Linked DNA regions of Mus musculus: region 1 is linked to region 2. The links are chromatin contacts, found by Hi-C in ENCODE. All regions are on one chromosome and are shown on one strand. Each heading gives the region's core, a stretch centred on a gene start or an enhancer-like site at or near the end of the contact. The rest is flanking DNA. Distances are from core to core; before and after follow the strand shown. Region 1 holds the start of Gpr180 (G protein-coupled receptor 180). Region 2 holds the start of Mir17hg (Mir17 host gene (non-protein coding)).

What was found. Hi-C counts contacts between places; a loop is a spot of excess contacts on that map.
Region 1: a map of T-helper 1 cell shows a loop between it and region 2 (6-fold over the local background). The contact joins the promoter of Gpr180 here to the promoter of Mir17hg in region 2. A Hi-C loop is called at or near these places in 2 of 37 maps with a recorded cell type or tissue (T-helper 1 cell and mature B cell).

What each region holds. Positions count from the first base shown.
Region 1 is chr14:118,135,251-118,141,583 of GRCm38, forward strand. Gpr180 (G protein-coupled receptor 180) reads left to right here and starts at 1,877. Exons shown (of 9, transcript NM_021434.5): 1 at 1,877-2,090; 2 at 4,487-4,645. The coding sequence starts at 1,943.
Region 2 is chr14:115,039,208-115,045,673 of GRCm38, forward strand. It overlaps Mir17hg (Mir17 host gene (non-protein coding)), which reads left to right and starts at 5,183. Exons shown (of 1, transcript NR_029382.1): 1 at 5,183-6,466. Mir17 (microRNA 17) reads left to right here and starts at 4,464; the gene lies at 4,464-4,547. It overlaps Mir18 (microRNA 18), which reads left to right and starts at 4,644; the gene lies at 4,644-4,739. It overlaps Mir19a (microRNA 19a), which reads left to right and starts at 4,793; the gene lies at 4,793-4,874. It also overlaps Mir20a, Mir19b-1 and Mir92-1.

The DNA of each region.
Region 1 (6,333 bases), core at 627-3,126, 3.1 Mb after region 2:
AATGATACTTTAATCAGAGCATATCTGCATTCCAGCCAGATCACATAGATCTAGAATGTCTTTAGATGTGAACCCTTGCTAAAGCAGCCATGTTGCTGGATTAAAATTTCTCTACATGCATGAATTACTCTTATATTTAAAAATAATTAGGATAAAAATTAAAAGTCTCAAAAATACGAATACCCTTATTCTGGGAATCCAGAAGCGCCGAAACTGCTGTTGATGGGGCTTCTTTATTTAAGATGAAGTATGTGGTGAGGACATGCTTTTGTGTTATAAAAAAACATCTTGTTGGATGAAGATAATTTGTACGAACTTATTCGTGACACAATTTTGAGTTGCTGCACTCACCACCTCTGACCATCTTCATCTTACAGTAGAGTGAGAAATTCAGATGAGCTGGAGGTCATTTACAGAATTTTGTGGTAACTGACCTGGTAAGGAGTAAGGTGTTCTGGTTGCACTGAAGTCTGATACAGTCTGAACGTGTCAGAAGGGCTTCTTCGAGTGTGTTGAAAAAGGAGAATCTAGAAAAAAAAAAAAAAAAAAAAAAAAGAGCAAAGTGAAGCAAAGGAGAGGAACCGTAGAAAATACTCCAGCGAAGGATTTGCAAATGTCATCGACACAGGGGTTTAGGGTGGGTATGGAATTGATAGGGTTAAGGATGGGTGTTGTGATCATAAAAAGAGAAAGAGCTCTAACTATATGTTCTGGTGGAGTGCGGGGGAAGGGGGAAGCCTCAGCGGGCATCCCCTTCCCTGGAGGGACCAGACACACACTGGTAAAGTATAAAATAGAGTTTATTTAGGGCGTGGTGAGGGGAGTTAAGAGAGTAGTAGAGGCAGAGAGAAGGAGAGAGTAGATAAGTGGAGGCGGGCCATGGAAAGAAGAGGGATGGGGATGGGGAGAGGGGGGCACAAGGGACAGGAGGCAAGAGAAAGGCAAGAGTGTACGTGTAAGGGCCAAGCAGCCCCTTTTATACTGGGTCAAGCCTACCTGGCTGCTGCCAGGAACTGTGGGGATGGAGTTTAGACAGAATACCAACAATGGGCATTAGTTGGGAGACGATCATTTGAAATATTTGAACCCATATTCCAAAAAGCGTAGGTTGTGTACAAAAGGGATAAAGGAATGTGGCGCTGGGAAATGATGTTTTCTATAGTATTCTGTAACTCAGAAGTCAGAGGTAGACTGTAGCTAGGTAGAATCAACACTGGAGGGAGTCCGGTTGCCATAGGTCAAAGTGATGGCAGATAGTGTCCTGGCTGCCGCTTCACACCAGCAGAAAGGCCAATAGATCTTGGACTACCCGTGAATGAAGGTGGTCACTGTCATTCTCAGCTGTCTAGCCAACTGGATAATCAGTTAATTCAACCAGTCCAGGAACCCTATTCAAGGAAGGAACAATCGGTTTGGTGCCAAGAGAAGCCAGGCTTTTCAGTTTAGACGTGTGATGTATCCTCGCAACATTAACGCGCGAATAAGCAAGCGCGAGAGAGAAAAAGCAAAGAACATGTGTCCCAACTTTGAGGCCGTTTTCCTGCCAGCTATACATTTCGGCCACGTATTTCTCAGTTCTTTCCAGGAAAGCCTCGGACGTCAATGACAGGCGCGCGCACGAGCGCGTGCGCAGTGGCGTAACGCGCAAAGGCTACCACGGTGATTGTTTCCAGTATCCGTAAACAGCATCCCTGGAGGGCTCCATTTAAAACAGGCGGGAATTAGCAGCATGGCTGGGGAGCGCCGGGACCCGCACTGCTGCACGTCCCGCCCACCACGGCCGATGATTGGTTACTGTCCCCGGCTCATGGAAGGCGATCCCGCGCCTTATTGGCCGTCAGTCTCCGGCCCCGCCCCCTAAGTCCCGCCCCGCCCTCTGCTGCCGACGTGGGCTGCAGGCCGCAGGCGGTTGCCGGGCGAGCAAACGGAGCGGGCGGCGGGCATGGGCGGCCTGCGGCTGCTGGCGGTAGCCCTCACGTGCAGCTGCTGGTGGCCGCAGGGCGGCCAGGGCAAGACCCTGCGTGGCAGCTTCAGCAGCGCCGCGGCCCGCGACGCCCAGGGCCAGAGCATCGGCCATTTCGAGTTCCACGGTAGGTCCGGGCAGGTCGAGCGAGGGGTGGAGGCTCGCGGCCTCCCTCGAGCCCGGGGTCGGTAGGCGGCGGCCGCGGCGCCTCCCTCCCGCCACGTCGTCCGGGCCTCACCTGGATCCCCGCAGCGCCGCGACCCTGAACCTTCACCACCGGGCTGCAGCCTAATTGCACCTGAAAGCCATTTCCATTTCCCCGACACTCCCGGTGCAAACCGGACCGCTCCACTGCATCTCCCCAGGGCTGTCCCCCAACTCCGCACTTGGCCTGATTGTATGCATTCGAGCCCTGTGGTTATGAGTGGATGTCAGCCCAGGAAGTTAGCTTCCCTGTTGTTTGTAAGACCGGTTGCATGAAACCTGCTTGGAGCGGATTTGGAATCTGTCATTGCCTCAACAGTTTAGTTATTACCGTGTGCCTAGAGTTCATTTGGTGAAGACGGTGTCTACGTGTTTAGAAAGTTTCGTGATTGGCACACTCTGGCATGTGTGTAAGAGCTGCATTTCATAAGTACTTCCTGGTATCCTCCAGGAAAATCAGTGGTCTTCAGTTGATGAAATTGCAATTCGTTCTACTAATTTTGCCCCGTTTATTTGTTCCCTTAGAGTGTTTTCTTGGTCCTTTGAACATTACTGCATTTCAAGGGAGTCGTTTGCTTACTGAAGCTGAGATCTTCAGCTTCTATGACGGAGTTGCTTTAGAGATGCAGCTGTATCTACTGAAGAGAGGGTCTTAGGAGAAGAACATAGAAATCAGAAGCTGCTTGGCATGGGAAGGAAAGCCAAGTCCTGGGAACTTGTAGAATTGGTGCTGTAAAAGGAGGCTTTAAAAACACAAACATTGAAGGTTTTACAATTCTGAGAAAAACATGTCAGCTTTTTAAAATGTGAATAAACCCGGGCGAATGAAGAAGAGATCCCCCCCCCCTCAAGCAAACAGCTTTGTTGTATTTTTTTGTCCTATTTTTGGTCTCTTCACCACCTCGTTGTAGCAGGTCCTTTGAGACCTGACAGCACAATCACTGTGATCTGGTTAGTGCTGGTAAGTCAAGGATCTGTGGGAGCTGTGATTTGTACTGTCCGTGCCCCACCGATAACTCTGATTGTAATTACCTTGTGGAGGGGAAATGGGGTAAATCTAGGTTATCAAACAGACACGCTGGATGCTGTTCAGGAAATGTTTTCAAGTATCAGCTGAATTATAAAGATGGTTCATGTTAAGTTGCCTGCGTCTCATGGCAGATTGGGGAGGGGGTAGGCCAGGTAGCTTCTCTCATATATTATGCAGATACAGTTCACTTACACCTCGTTGTTGCCAGGTTTTGGTCGATTCCAGCTAAATACAGTAAAGCTATGCTGAAACCTGTCACTTATTACAATTTAAAGTGTTAATAGTACTTTAGAGTCACTTCATACCACTTGATACAGTATACCAACTTACGTAAGAGACTTTTTCTTTAGTTACAGTGTACATTTTAACTTATGTAAAAGGTTTAACCAAAGCAGTCATTCTGGTAACAAAAGACCTTCACCAGAAGAATAGAGGGTTGTAAAATGAATCTCGTGTTCCCCTCTCTTCATCCAGCGTTTCTTCCCCCGCAGGCCCCTGTTTTCTGCTATTTCTATGCTAAAATTTTTTAAATTAATACTTTTGTTCATGTACAAATAACATTACGTGTGTCCCTTCTATGCAGGTGTCTTTGGGAGCGAGAGCGAGGCCGATCCCCTAGAGCTGGGATTTTCAGACGGTGTGAGCTACCATGTTGGTGCTGGGAAGCAAACCCTTAGTCCTTTTCAAGAGCAGCAAATGCTCTTCCTGAGTCACCTCTTCAGCCTGTAAGGTGTCCTAACTGGTTCTGGGGGCAGCCCGGCTCACTCTCTGCCATTCACCCCACATACTGTTCTAACAGTTGCTTTGTGAAAAGTCATAGTATAAAAATATGTTATGAGTATAAAATAGGTATCCCAGGCGCATGTTACCTGTGTTTATTTTCACATGAAAACATAATTAGGTACTGTTAAAAAAAAAACAGATACTTCAGCAAAAGTCTGTGTAGATTATGAACATGCATAAACACATGGATGGAGAGAACGCATGGATGGAGAGAACGGATGGATTATAGAGAGAAGCTGAAGTTCTGTGATGATCAATGTCAGTGTGTCCCAGACGGAGCTTTTCAGTGAAATGCTACCACGTACCACTGCAGTCGCACAGATTCATTCCGTGTTGGGTGAACTCTTAGGCCTGAATGAGGTGTTCGTTGTGTTGAGATTAATTTACATAATGAGATTTAAGAACAGTTCTTCTACAAAAGCCCCGTACTGCGGTGCGCAGTGTGGAGTGTTGTCTCCGTGCTTTATAGGAACAAACGAGTTGATAATTTCTGTTTTAATGTCAAGGTGACCATGCTCTTCTGTGTGTCAGAATCAACAACGTAGCAGTGGCTGTTGGAAAAGAAGCTAAACTCTACCTGTTCCAAGCCCAGGAATGGCTGAAGCTGCTGGAGAGCAGCCCCGGCTACAGCTGCAGTGAGCGGCTAGCCCGAGCTCAGCTGACAGGTGAGCGCACCGTCTTCCCATTGGTCACTCGTCAGCTGTGGGGGTTTCCCTCTGATGTTGAAGTATAGTCCAGCATGGTACATGTATGTGCATGCTGAGATGTTTTGTGACTGCATACATGTAACTGCCATGATATTTTGGTTACTCTGTTTACAGCCACGTTTTTCAAAAGCTAGCCTTTTCTTTGTTTGAGGGATAGAATGCTTTTTCTCCTTTTATCACTCAAAAAGTTTGGAGACATCCAAATAATTTATAGAGGAGTCATCATTTATACTATGTTTTATGTATTTCATGCTAATATGACATCATTTTCAGCTGGTTGTAGTCTACAGTGAATAACATTGGTTTGACTACATACTATTTGCCAGCCCTGTGCTAAACACTAAAGATGCTGTGTTATTTCATACAGCTTAGCCCAAGTGATGCTGTTTGTACATTGTGGAGGCTTAGTTGTACCACGTTACTTATAAATCTTAGGGGTTCTCAACAGGGTCTCACGATTAGGATGCTAGCCACTGAGCGAGGGAAAGAGAGAGAGAGAGAGAGAGAGAGACAGACTTTTACATAGTAGGAATGATGTACACCTGCCATTCTGCCTGTCCCACCTGTAACTAACTGCTTGTAGGAGACAAGGTTAGAGCATCAGTATTCGTTTCTTTCTGCTGCTGTGGTGGACACTATGACCAAGGCATCTTATAAAAGTTGGGGCTAGGGTTCCAGAGGGCTAGAGTCTCTGGCAGCTGAATGAAAACAGCACCAGGCAACTGGAGTTTAGCCAGGTGCTCACATCCTGACCCACAGGCTGGAGGCAGAGAGCATGCTGGGATGACACAAGTCTTAAAACCTCTAAGATCTCATAATCCTTCCAAACAATGCCATCAACTGGGGACCAAGTATTGAAGCACATGGGTCCATGAGGAACCTTCTCATTCAAACCACTGTGTCATCCATGAGGAAAAGCCAGCAATCACCCTCTTCCCTTTTCTCCTGTGTTCATAAACATCACCCACGGGCAGGATTGTGGATCCATCATGTCCTTCTAGCCTAGTCAGTGGAGCGTTCCCGTTTCCAGTGTCCAGCCTTAGCGGCTGTCGGGTACCTGCGAGGCGGCATCCAGAGCAGAGGTGGCGGTGGGAGCTCCTTTCTCCTCGGTGTCCTGGGGATGCTTGTTGCCCAGACATCCTCTCAGTCCTTAAGGATAACGCTGACAGGAACGAATCAGATCAATGTAAGGAAACGTACAGTCAGGGCTAGAGAGATGGCCCAGCTGTTGAGTCTTACTGCTCTTGCCAAGGCCCTGACTTGTTGGGCAGCTCACACAACCTTCTGTAAGTCCATCCCCAGAGGATTTGACACCCTCTTCTGGCCTCTGCAGTTTTCCTTCATCCCTCCCTCACCCCTCTCTCATACACACACACACACGCACGCACGCATGCATACACACTAAAACTAATAAACAATATTCCATGACATTTCAATTACAGTAAGTGTGGAGTATTACTTACATGGTATACGGTGGAATGGCGGTCTGAGGCCTGGTGTGTAGTGAAGTGTGTTTTGTGTGTGCCTGGAGGATGAGCAGTTCCAGAACCTGGTGTGGCCAGCATGAGGGGCCCTGCCTGTTGACGTTCATCTGGCACCATAGAAACCTGTTCTTGTTCCAATGAAAATTCATGAGCAGGTTAAAA
Region 2 (6,466 bases), core at 3,933-6,432:
CACACACGCACAGAGGGGGGGCAGGGGACTAAGTTTTAAATTCATTGGTATAAAATGGTTTTCAATTGTCTTCATTATAATCAATATGCTTTATTAATTTTGAAAGGAAGCATGAGTGCACATTTTAAAATAAAATGCAACCTAGTAATTCTGAAACTTTCTGGGCTTTCCAAGTCAATAAGTTTAAATGAATTTACATCTTCCAAAATTCTGATTACCGTAAAAAAAAAAAAGTATGTGTTAAGAACCAAATCCTTTATACTTACTATAGATACAGAGAATAGCTGATTACATGCCAGATTTCCAGAGAAATACTGTTAGATAGCTTAAAACAGATTCTTAAAATAGAACTATTTCTGTGTTGATTTTAATTGGAACGAAACTAAGAAATAAGTAACTTTTCTGCCAAGAAACTTGTCTATAGGTGGGATTTCCCATGATTCAGAGTGATGAACGCACACAACAACCACTCCAGTTTAAAACAGAAGATAAAAGTTCTAAGGAAAATTTGACATAGTCAGTGCCAGCCAACAGTAATGTAAATGAGACTTAATAAAATTAGCTTTCATTTTTCCCCTTCGAGCAACTTATAAAGGTCTGTATTTCAGACAGTCTACATACTCGAAACTTCATGAATTTTGATTTTTCAAAGCAAAAAAGTATCTAGAAAAGTTTCTTACTAGTGAAAAGTAAGGGATGAAAAACCGCTAATCCATTATTTTAAAATGTCAGCCGAAATTAAGTGATACATGATAAAGTAAGTCGGGAGTATAATAAATGGAGAAAGTGCCAAGAAATGAATGCCAAGCCAGCCCCATAACACTGGGACATTAGAGATATCTTCGGGTGAATTCGGTTTTTACAGTTTCCTTGTAAAAAGCACAGGACAGAAGTGGCATGTGCTTTGCAAAGACTACGAACTGGATTGCTCGAAACCAGTTTGAAATTGCTGCTTGTAGTAGATGTTATGAATTCTCAATTCTTTTAATAAGGTTTCTGAGAATTCTGGAATTTCCTGAACCACAGCATGTAGCAGGGAGTGGGCTTATCTCAGCTCTGGGGTTGTTTACAAGGCACTTTCCGAGCCCTGTGCTCTCTCTCTACCAGAGAGCCCAGACTTCTCGGTGCTGCACTAGGCGAGGGAGGCGGCTCAGGTACTGGTCGCGAAGCTCCGAGCCCAGCACGCGCCCCGTCGCACGCGGCCAGGTTTAAGGAGACTTTCCCGGGAGGAGCTGGACCCCCAAAGGATCCGTGATCTACGGAGATCGGGGGGGGCGACGGTGGGCGAGTGGATGTGACTCGTCTCCCACTCGCGTGGGCCTCCCGATCGGCGGCTACGGGAGAGTGGGCGAGCTGTGGTCACCGGGCGCCTCCGTCGAGTCCCCGGCCAGCGCGGCTGGCGGGAAGCCTGAGCCGCGTGCGCTCGCAGGAGGGTGCGCGGCGCGGGGTCCGCACGCGCGGGGCTGGCTCGGGAGGGCGTGCCGGGGGCGTGGCGCGAGGTGTCCCGGCCCGGAGCCCTGCGCCGAGGGCAGCGGGCGGCAGTGGGCGGACCCCGGGGGACGCGCGGCCCGGGGAAGGCGGCGCGGCGCCACCAGCGGCTCCCCCGGCTCCCGCTCGCCTGGCCGCCAAGAACGAGCCGCCGTGGGCGGGGCCTGCGGTGATTGGCGGGCGGGCGGGGAGGTCGGAAGTACTTTGTTTTTTATGCTAATGAGGGAGTGGGGCTTGTCCGTATTTACGTTGAGGCGGGAGCCGCCGCCCTTCATTCACCCACATGGTCCTTCGAGGTGCCGCCGCCGCCGCCCCGGCCCGCGCCTTCGCGCCACTTCGCGCCCTGCGGCGAGGCCGAGGGGTGGGGACGGTCCCCCACGCCGCCCGTGCCTCTCCACGGAGCCCCGAGCTCGGACCGGGCCGGGCGGGCCACGCCGCACCCCCGGCCTGGGGCCTCGGGCCGGAGTGGCGCGGAGGCTGGCGAAGATGGTGGCGGCTGCTGCGGTGAGTGCGCCCGCCCCGCCGCCGGCTCAGGGAAACCTGTTGTGCGCTAAGCGGAGCGGCGGCGGCGGCGGGACGGGCGGGAGGGCGGGGGCCGCGGGCCGGGTGGGTCTCGGGCCGTTGGGCGCCGGCGTGGGGCGGCCGTCCTGGCGCGCACGCGGGCCGGAGGGGGCCCGAGGGGGCGGCGGCCCGGGCCCCGGAGAGGCCCGCCCGGCGCACACAATGGCCCTCGGGAGGCTTCGCACGAGGCCGGCGGCCGTCCCGGGAGCGGCGGGAGCCGGGCGGGGCGCGCGGCCGCCGTGCGGGGAAAGTTTCTCCCGGGGGCGAGAGTTAAAGCGCCTCCAGAACAAAGCGGCGGCGGCACATGGGGCAGGCCGCGGGCCGGGAGGGGGCGCGCCCACGAGGAACCTGCGCGCGGGCGGCGTGGGCGGGCGGCACTCGGCGTCCCCGAAACTTTGTGCGCGCCGGGCCGGGCTCCGGGACGCGGGAGCTGCGGGGCGACGGGGCCGGGGCGCCACCCCGCGCTCCGCGTGGGCTTTGTGTGCGGCCGCGTGGGCAGCTCCCCTCGCGGGCGAGGCGACCCCTGCGGTCCGCCCGGGCGGCCCGGGACGCCCCGGCCCGCCCTCGGGGCGGCGCGGAGCCCCGGACGGGCGCTGGCTGCGAGCGCGGCGCGGGAGGGCCGGGCGGGTTCGGCAGGAGCGGCGGCCCCGCCGCCATGTTCCTGCGGGGCGGGCTGCGCGCGCCGAGGGCGGGGGGGGGGGGGACATGGCGGCGACTGCGCGCCGCCGCCGATTGTTCCCGGCTTAGGCCTCGGGCCGCGTGCGGCGAGCGCCCTGTCCGCCCCCCTCCCTCCCCCGGAGCCTGGCCGGGGGGCGCGCGGGACACAAAGGACGGCCGGCGTGTCCGGAGCCTCGCCACGCTCGGGCCTCCGCGCCGCCGCTCGCCGCGCAGCCGCCCAGAAACGGGCGGGGGTTGGGGGGGGGGGGGAGTCTCCGCGTCCGGCGCAGCGCGGCCCGGCTCTGACCTGCCGCCCCCTGGCGGCCGCGCGGGGAACCCACAAGGGCCGCCTGCCCCCTTGTGCGACATGTGCTGCCGGCCCGGGCTCCATGAGCGTGGCGGGTACTTGGCAGGATCCCGTGTTCCCGTCCGGTTTTCTCTTGATAAGCTGGCGCGGAGGGGAGAAAACTGGAGAGCGCAGCAGGGCTCGTGGTTCTTAGGTGACCAGAGGGAAGAAAATGAGCAACGTGCCACGAGGATCACAGCAGTTGGGGAAACAACTCTTTATCCCGGCGTGCAGCCACGAGGTCCTGATTGGGGGAGGGGTGGTGAAGACTAGTCCTGGTTGCCCTTTTTCTCTAGCTTGAGCTGGACAGTAGAGTTCAGGCTTGCTGCTACTCATCTTGCAGTATTTCAGGGGCACATTAATTCGTGCACGGATGTGAATCTTGGTGGGTTTTCAACTTTATTTTGTTACAGCGTTTTCCACCCAATACATTGTTGCCCTCAGGACCTTGTGGTCCTGGCTCTCTCTTTTTTTTTTTTTTTTTTTTTTTTTTTGGCAAATGGATAGAATTGCCCCTTAGGAAGATTAAGAGAAGAGCAACTTGGAATGGGGCTCGGAAAGTGGTAGTAATTTTGAGCAAATGTGCTTACCCTTTCTCTGTCTTCACCCCACCCCCAACCCTAGTCATACACGTGGACCTAGCAGCACCCGAAGCATTGCCCAAGGATACTTGCTGAGAAGGAAGTTTGCCTGAGTGGGTGAGTATATTCTAGTTTTGTAGCTAAAACTTCTTTTGAGACCTTTGGTTTTCACTTTTGTCTTTGAGCTTGTACAACATTCTTGGTCTTTTAAGGTATGAAATAAATACAGTTTGAACTCTTGTCATAAATGAGTGAGCCACATTTTAACGTAGTAAATCTACAGTGGCTTTTGGACACTAACCAAATAGTTGTAGACCCTTCAAGTTGGAGTCATAGAGTATTTCTAATTTGGGGTGATACTAAGACTTTTTTATGTTTTATGACTAATAAACTTGAAAATGACTAAACAATAATCATTAATCTTGTCGAGTATCTGACAATGTGGAGGACAGAAGAAAGGGATTGCTGCCTGGTCAATGTGAGGCTTTCCTCTAAAGGTAGTACCAAGTCAGACTGCCTTCCTGATAACAGGTCTCATTTTGTAGGACCCTTATTGTGTGTTTTTTGGGGAAGCCTACTGTAAAAGCCAACATTTTAATGGGATTGTATCTTATATTTCTTTAAGGAGTTTTTTTTTTTTTTTTAAGGCTTACATGTGTCCAATTTGGAACTTCTGGCTATTGGCTCCTCCCCTCCCCCCCTTGGGTATAAGCTGTAATTGATGTTTGTGACAGAATTTAGAGCTTTGGCTTTTTCCTTTTTGTCTAATTATTTATTTCAAATTTAGCAGGAATAAAGTGAACCTCACCTTGGGACTGAAGCTGTGACCAGTCAGAATAATGTCAAAGTGCTTACAGTGCAGGTAGTGATGTGTGCATCTACTGCAGTGAGGGCACTTGTAGCATTATGCTGACAGCTGCCTCGGTGGGAGCCACAGTGGGCGCTGCCTCGGGCGGCACTGGCTGCGTCCAGTCGTCGGTCAGTCGGTCGCGGGGAGGGCCTGCTGGTGCTGCGTGCTTTTTGTTCTAAGGTGCATCTAGTGCAGATAGTGAAGTAGACTAGCATCTACTGCCCTAAGTGCTCCTTCTGGCATAAGAAGTTATGTCCTCATCCAATCCAAGTCAAGCAAGCATGTAGGGGTCTCTCCATAGTTGTGTTTGCAGCCCTCTGTTAGTTTTGCATAGTTGCACTACAAGAAGAATGTAGTTGTGCAAATCTATGCAAAACTGATGGTGGCCTGCTATTTACTTCAAGTGTTGTTTTTTTTTAAACTAATTTTGTATTTTTATTGTGTCGATGTAGAGCCTGCGTGGTGTGTGTGATGTGACAGCTTCTGTAGCACTAAAGTGCTTATAGTGCAGGTAGTGTGTAGCCATCTACTGCATTACGAGCACTTAAAGTACTGCCAGCTGTAGAACTCCAGCCTCGCCTGGCCATCGCCCAGCCAACTGTCCTGTTATTGAGCACTGGTCTATGGTTAGTTTTGCAGGTTTGCATCCAGCTGTATAATATTCTGCTGTGCAAATCCATGCAAAACTGACTGTGGTGGTGAAAAGTCTGTAGAGAAGTAAGGGAAAATCAAACCCCTTTCTACACAGGTTGGGATTTGTCGCAATGCTGTGTTTCTCTGTATGGTATTGCACTTGTCCCGGCCTGTTGAGTTTGGTGGGGATTGTGACCAGAAGATGTGAAAATGACAATATTGCTGAAGATGCCGATTTCCACTGTAAAAATGTTCACGAGCTGATGGAGTGTATGAACACATTCTGTAAACTGTGATTTCTATTGCTTTCGTTGGTGTGTAAAACGGGATTTTTTTAATTGAAATTTGTGTTTTTAAATTGTGGTTTGTTTTTACTGAATCATTTCATTTTCGTGTTTGCTCGCTGGATTTAGTAAGAAGTTGTGTGTGGGGGCTTAGGTGAAGTTAAACTGCCTTTTGAACCTGGTATGACTTCAGGTTTATTTTACTCTAAAACCCATTAACATGAGTTAAGAAAAATGTTACTTTCTTTGGATCTCTGTTTATTAAAGTGTGACAATTCAGATGGAGTGTTTTCTGATAAGATTATTCCTAATCCGTGAGTTCTTAACAGTTAACAGGTGGTGGCCACTCTGTTAATGTGCACACCCTGTAAGAAAGAACTATCCTTGGACTGTTCTTACCATGTGACCCCCTCAAGGGAAAGATGGCAAACTGATGGTCAGTAGAGTGACAGGTACACATGACACTCGAGTGCTGGGTCTGGAGAAGCTGCAGTTAGTATTTAGGATAACAGTATATATAATATATAGTTCTACATTTGGGCAGCACAGTTGGTTTCAGGCTATGAATAAAAATCATTGGAGTGAAACCTAAAGAAAAGTAAAATTAATAAGGAAGAGCTGCTAAAATCAGGTTTAAGCTGACACTATCTACAGAGCTAAAGTTTTCCATAATATGTTGCTTTTTTTAAAAGAAATGCAAGAAGCTGACTGATGGATCCCTGAGCTGCCAGGTAAGGATTCCACAGGCCTGGGTTTGATTGTGAGTGACCAGAATTGTACAATTATTACTAAAACAGAAACATAGTCACTTCTGACTCCATTCTTAACATTTTTGGATTAAAACTTGTTTCAGATGACTAATGAAAACTTCCTTTAAAACGTGATAAAGCTCTAATGTCAGCACGATCCACATGATCCATGTGCCTCCTATAAAGGGAGGGGTCTGTCACCAGTGTTACGGATTGAATGCTACGTTTATCTTCCAACATAGGAAGCCTGCCAGGTACTTTCTTCAATATACTAAATTAGAAGTTTAAAATTAATAAGGTCTTAATTAGGACCTTTG